2 separate regions of the Homo sapiens genome follow, and region 2 is linked to region 1. The links are chromatin contacts, found by Hi-C or POLR2A ChIA-PET in ENCODE. All regions are on one chromosome and are shown on one strand. The core of a region is the stretch at or near the end of the contact, and the rest is flanking DNA. Distances in the headings are between cores, read along the strand shown.

Evidence for each region. Hi-C counts contacts between places; a loop is a spot of excess contacts on that map. ChIA-PET counts read pairs that join two places held with the same protein, here RNA polymerase II (POLR2A). Pooled maps may share reads with other maps.
Region 2: POLR2A ChIA-PET joins it to region 1 with 25 read pairs in activated CD4-positive, alpha-beta T cell. The contact joins two enhancer-like sites. A Hi-C loop is called at or near these places in 5 of 50 pooled maps. POLR2A ChIA-PET finds 5 or more read pairs at or near these places in 2 of 52 experiments (HEK293T and activated CD4-positive, alpha-beta T cell).

The regions. Positions count from the first base shown.
Region 1 is chr14:74,866,344-74,869,451 of GRCh38, reverse strand. The region is part of intron 2 of PROX2 (prospero homeobox 2); the gene reads left to right. Among named protein-coding and RNA genes, the nearest start is that of PROX2, 8.2 kb to the left of the region's middle. Within about 2 kb of position 1,496, at least 7 of the 41 ENCODE cell types and tissues checked have a DNase peak (open chromatin) inside an H3K27ac peak, as active enhancers do.
Region 2 is chr14:75,040,338-75,043,445 of GRCh38, reverse strand. It overlaps MLH3 (mutL homolog 3), which reads left to right. Exons shown (of 13, transcript NM_001040108.2): 3 at 969-1,067; 4 at 1,746-1,831. Among named protein-coding and RNA genes, the nearest start is that of MLH3, 9.6 kb to the left of the region's middle. Within about 2 kb of position 1,690, at least 5 of the 41 ENCODE cell types and tissues checked have a DNase peak (open chromatin) inside an H3K27ac peak, as active enhancers do.

The DNA.
Region 1 (3,108 bases), core at 247-2,746:
ACAAAATTAGCCGGGTGTGGTGGTGCATGCTTGTAATACCAGCTACTTGGGAGGCTAAGGCAGGAGAATCGCTTGAACGTGGGAGGCAGAGGTTGCAGTGAGCCGAGATCACGCCACTGCACTTCAGCCTGGGCAACAAGAGCTAAACTCCATCTCAAAAAAAAAAAAAAAGTTGAAGGTTCTGCTTCAGTCCCTCCTCTCTACCCCCAGTCAGTTGGTACATTTCTGGAGGACAGTTGGAAAAGAAGTAGAACAGTTTAACGTAGTCTCAGCCTTTGATGCAATATTTTCACTTCTAGAAATGTAGTCCCCAAAGAAATATGTAGGAGTGTTAATCCCAATATTATTCATAATAACAATAGCTACAACTTATCAGCAATAAGTAAGTGCCAGGAACTGTTCTAAAAATATAACATGTGTTAACTTATTGGATCCAGATGTGAATTCCACAATAACCATAGATATTATGGTTATGCCCATTTTACTGATGAGAAAACTGAGGTACGGAGAGGTCACAAACTTAGCTAAGTGGCTCTAGGGATTCAAGTCTAGGCAGTCTGATTTGTGGGTCTATGTTCTCCATCTATCTCCATACTATCTTATTTTTTTTTTTTTTGAGACGGAGTCTCGCTGTCGCCCAGGTTGGAGTGCAGTGGCGTGATCTCGGCTCACTGCAGGCTCCGCCCCCCTGGGTTCACGCCATTCTTCTGCCTCAGCCTCCCGAGTAGCTGGGACTACAGGCGCCCGCCACCATGCCCAGCTAATTTTTTGTATTTTTTTTAGTAGAGACGGGGTTTCACTGTGTTAGCCAGGATGGTCTCGATCTCCTGACCTCGTGATCCGCCTGCCTCAGCCTCCCAAAGTGCTGGGATTACAGGTGTGAGCCACCGCGCCCGGCCTGTCTATGCTTCTATAATAGTGAAAATATAAGAAGGAATCTATCAAAGGAGAACTTGTTAAGTAAATTAGGGTACATCTATACAATGGAATATTATCAGCTTTCACAACGTTGCTGTAGATTGATATTCATCCACATGAAAGATTTAAAAATGGAGGCATAAAACTATATATCTATAATACCATTTTTGTTTATATATATATATATATATATATATATATATATATATATATATATATAATTACGAGAAATTATAAACTTCTCTGTACATGGAGAAAAGAGCTTGGCAAAAATGATGAACACCAAAATTTTAACTGATTTTCTCTGGGAGTGGCATTAGAGTGTCTTTCTTTTCCTCTTAATACATTTCTATATTTGGGAAGTAAAATGATCCTACATTACTTTCATCGTCTAAGAGATGCAATAAAGCTATTTTTAAAGGATTATGACAATTGCTACCTCCATCAGTGAATATGAGAGTGCTAGTAGCTAATTTTCAAACAGAAAGCATCACTGCTTCATGCAGACTTACCCAGATAAAGGGCTGTGGGCAGCACGCCGGCCTCAGCACAGAGGTTTCCTGTTTCTCAGCAGCCCAGAGGCAGAGTTTCCATGATTGCATGGGCGTAAACATCTCTGGGTACCCAGCCACAGTGGAGTCTGGCTGGATTTCCAGTTTCTGGCCTCAAGATATTTCTGTTCATTGTTGCTTCATTAAACACACTGGTCCCATCTGTTACCCTAGTAGATCTGTCTTCTGGAGCACACAGACTACACGGAACCTCAGAAACAATACCTTGAATAACCCACAAGGGAGATTCAGCAGCTTTAGTGGTTCTATGCTCTTCTCCTCAATGACTCTATCTACCCGTCTGTCTTTCTGTCTGCATTGATTTTGTTCCATGCACAAGCCTCCATGCTAGGTGCTAGAGAGATCTGAAATAAAGTATTGTCTATTGAGGAGACAAAAATCAATATAAATGAAGTATTTATGGACAATTTATTCAATGGAGTTAGCAAACATCTGGTAACATCTGGCAGTCAGGCACTACTTGGGAACACAAAGAGGGAGCTCACAGACCAAAGGGGAAGATGCATTGATCACTTCAGAGAGGAAGTGACATTTCAGTTGGATTTTGAAAGAGGAATAAGAGTTTGTCCGTGGAAAAGTGGGAGAAGGGCTGGTCGGGCCAAGAGAATGTAAATGCAAAGACACGGAGGCTGGAAGGAGCCTGGCCTGTTCAGTGAACACAAAGTCCAGGACAGCTGGACACAGGCAATTGTTGAGGGTAGTGGCTCCAAAGGAGTTAGATCGAGACCATGTTTGTGAAGAGCTGAGACATCTGAACCTTCTAGTCCACAGGAAGCTAGCAAAGACTTTGATTCCATAGAGGGGCATAAGCAGAGCTAGCTACATTTTAGAAGATTAATACCAGTGGCAATGTCATGGGGAAAATGGAAACAATCAAAAGAAAATTTCCACCAGTTCCCATCACATTTATCCACCTGCCTGTACTGGTGTGCCTCCACTGCTCTTCCTTTTGCTGCATGGATGAACTGAGCATTCCCCTGTCTAAAGTCAATCCCTCCTTGTGTGCACTAGATCTCTTCCCCTCCTTCCTACTCAAGCACATGGCTCCAGAAATTCTCCCCCTCTTGCCTACATTAACATATTTCATCTTTCTGCAGCAACATTGTTATCAGCCTACAAATATGCTGTTATTCTGCCTATCTTGAAAAACTCTCTCTTGACCCCATTTTCTCTTTCAGCACTGTCTCATTTCTGTCCTCTTTACAAAACTCCTTGAAAGAGTTGTCAGATTCAATGTCACCTACTCCTCTTCTTGTCCTCTCCCTTAAATCCACGTCAATCAGGCTTTTTTCTCCCTGTACTCCACCAAAACTGTTGATCAAGATTCCCAGTGACTCCACATTACTAATTCAAATGGCCAATTTACTATCCCTTTGTGACTTGGCCTCTCCCTCCTCCTAGAAACATTTACTTCACTTGGTTGCCAGGACCTCGCACACCCCTAGGTTTCCCCCTGCCTCTCTGACTGCTCCTTCTCAGTTGCCTTGGTTGATGCCAGCTCATGCCCCCAGCCTCTTCATGTCCCTGTGTCCCAGGACTTGGACCTTGGCCCTCCTCCCTTCTCTGTCTACATTTACTCCCTTCGTGACCTCATCCAGCCACATGCTGACCACCCTCA
Region 2 (3,108 bases), core at 441-2,940, 170 kb before region 1:
CATTTGTTGATCATCCACACTGTGCTAGGTGCTGTCACGTTGCAGGTTAACTGACTTTGCTTTTAGGAGTTCACAGTACTATTAGGGAAGATAGCTATCTAAATATAATTGTATTATAATGAGACAAATGTTAGGATAGAGACATACATTGGAGATAAGAGACATAAGTTGGAGATTTGTGAAGGTTGCACCAAGTTATGGCTGACAAGTACTGCTGTATGTCTAACACAGGGCTTCTCTGGGTAATTTTTTGTTGTAAGGTTTGTCCTATGCATTGTAGAATATTTAGCAGCATCCGTGGCCTTTATCTGCTAGATGCTAGTAGAACGTAGAACCCTTTACTCAAGTTGTGACAATGAAAAGTGTCTCAAGCCGGGCACAGTGGCTCACGCCTGTAATCCCAACACTTTGGGAGGCCGAGGCGGGTGGATCACAAGGTCAAGAGTTTGAGACCAGCCCGGCCAATATGGTGAAACCCCATGTCTACTAAAAATACAAAAAAATTAGCCGGGTGTGGTGACGCATGCCTGTAATCCCAGCTACTCGGGAGGCTGAGGCAGGAGAATTGCTTGAACCCGGGAGGCGGAAGTTGCAGTAAGCCGAGATCACGCCACTGTACTCCAGCCCGGGCGACAGAGCGAGACGCCGTCTCAAAAAAAAAAAAAAGGGTCTCAAGACATTGCCAATGTCCCCTCGTGCAAAATTGCCCCCCAGTGAGAATCACAGTGACCTATTCTAGGTCTTCATTCTGTCTGGTATGAATAGATAATGGAACTAAGCATTAATATAGAGTCCTATATGGACAGCATAATTTCATTAAAGGATTTCTGATTCTCAATCTAGTGTTTAGTAGTCTGCTTTATGTCTTGACTCAGTTTGTGCAGAAAGAGGTTTTATGTGATTAAATTTTTAAAGAGTTTACTTGTATTTTAAGTTCACATTTCTAGGTTTTTCTTTCTTATATTTAGGGTCTCAGTACAGGTGTCAACCTTTTAGAAGCGACCTTGTTCTTCCTTTCCTTCCGAGAGCTCGAGCAGAGAGGACTGTGATGAGACAGGATAACAGAGGTAAGGGTGGCAGAGAGTGCTGGGGCACACAGTACACATCGTACCACCTAACTCAAAAAACAAAGCAGGCTTGCATTAAGCTTGATCAGTGCCAGCTGTGCTGTACTGGAATCAGGAATTCCCCACGGCCCTGTTTAACAGCGGAACTAATTAATTCAGCGCATGCATTTAGGTCAGAAATTACTTTTCCAGACTTGAGGTCAATATTTGCTGATTATGCATAGTCTGTGGTGTCTTGTGATTAGGGGACATGTTTCTTATTTTTAAAAAGGCTGGACTTGCACTCCAAGTTGCTGTAGTTTTATGTAAGCAAAACTCTTCAAAAAAAGCTACAGACATCAATTTTGTGTGTATGTTTAAAAATAGATAAGGTATATTTTGCTTAAAGGCAGTAAGGCTATAAATTTGAGCCATAGCTTCTCTGTCAGTATTCCACAATATCTCTTTTAACAGTTTGGAGAAAAGCTGTAATGCCAGAAGATACAGTCACCAACTCTAGTTTAAAAAGTAACAGATCAAAATAATTTAGAGATACAGCAAACACTGAACATTTGTAGAACATAGAAACAATGTACGTGACCTTTGGTCTTGAGGCTATGGCTCACCAAACAGGAAATGCCATTCCCTCCTTTCCCTGTGGTTCTGGATGCCAACTTTACCTGTTCCCTTTTGCCCTAGATACTGTGGATGATACTGTTAGTAGCGAATCGCTTCAGTCTTTGTTCTCAGAATGGGACAATCCAGTATTTGCCCGTTATCCAGAGGTGGGTCTGTAGCAGTTTTTCTTTGCCTTTTTTTTTTCTTCTTCTTCTTCTTATTTTTTAAATTTTGAGATGGAGTTTTGCTCCTGTTGCCCAGACTGAAATGCAATGGCATGATCTCGGCTCACGTAACCTTCGCTTCCCAGGTTCAAGCAATTCTCCTGCCTCAGTCTCTCGAGCAGCTGGGATTACAGGCACCTGCCACCACGCCCAGCGAATTTTGTATTTTTAGTAGAGATGGGGTTTCTCCATATTGGTCAGGCTGGTCTCTAACTCCCAACCTCAGGTGATCTGCCCGCCTCAGCCTCCCAAAGTCCTGGGATTACAGGTGTGAGCCATCACGCCCAGCCTTTCTTTGCCTGTTATTTTAAACTTTGAGTTTCAAGATGGGTACAGTGGCATGCACTTATAGTCTCAGCTACTCAGGAGGCTGAGGTGGGAGGATCACTTGAGGCCAGAAGTTCAAGGCTATATAGTGTGCTGATTGCACCTGTGACTAGCCACTGCACACTATAGCCTGGGCAACACAGTGAGACTCCATCTCTTAAAAAATAAGTAAATTAGTTAAAAATAAAATTTGAATTTTATTTAAGCTGGGTATGGGCATGCAAGACTATATTAATTTGTAATTATGATTGGAAACTGGGCATATTTCCAAATTATGTATTTGGAAATTACTGTTTAATGTAGAGGGGAGAAATAAAATTTATAGCATTTGGGAACTCAGGCATTTTGGATTAAACATGTATAATCAATGTGAGAACAGTGAATGTGTTTACCACTCTCAGAAACCCTGACTTGTAGCTTTGGCACAGTATTCAGGGTGGTGATAATGAAATTGTTATCATTAGATAAAGCCACACATCTTCTACTGGAGGAACAGTTCCTCATTGGCCCCGCATGGATGTTCTCTCCTCAGTGTATTTTCACAGAATGTACTGTGCATGTTATAAACAGGGTGTATAATAGATGAGCATTTGTTTACCAGTTCTTTCCTCAAGATATCATTTGAGGACTTGATCATGGAACATAGACAAATTGTTGTTGTGAAACAATTTTTTTTGTTTTGTCAGTAATTTTGTTTATAAGCAAAAATTTTTATGTAAGACTCATTATTCATAAATTCTTTTGAATTTTTTTTTTTTTTTTTTTTTTTTTTTTTTTTTTTGTGACAGAGTCTTGCTGTGTCGCCCAGGCTGAAGTGCAGTGGCGTGATCTCAGCTCACTGCAAGCTCCGCCTCCCGGGTTCACACCATTCTCCTGCCTCAGTCTCCCAAGTA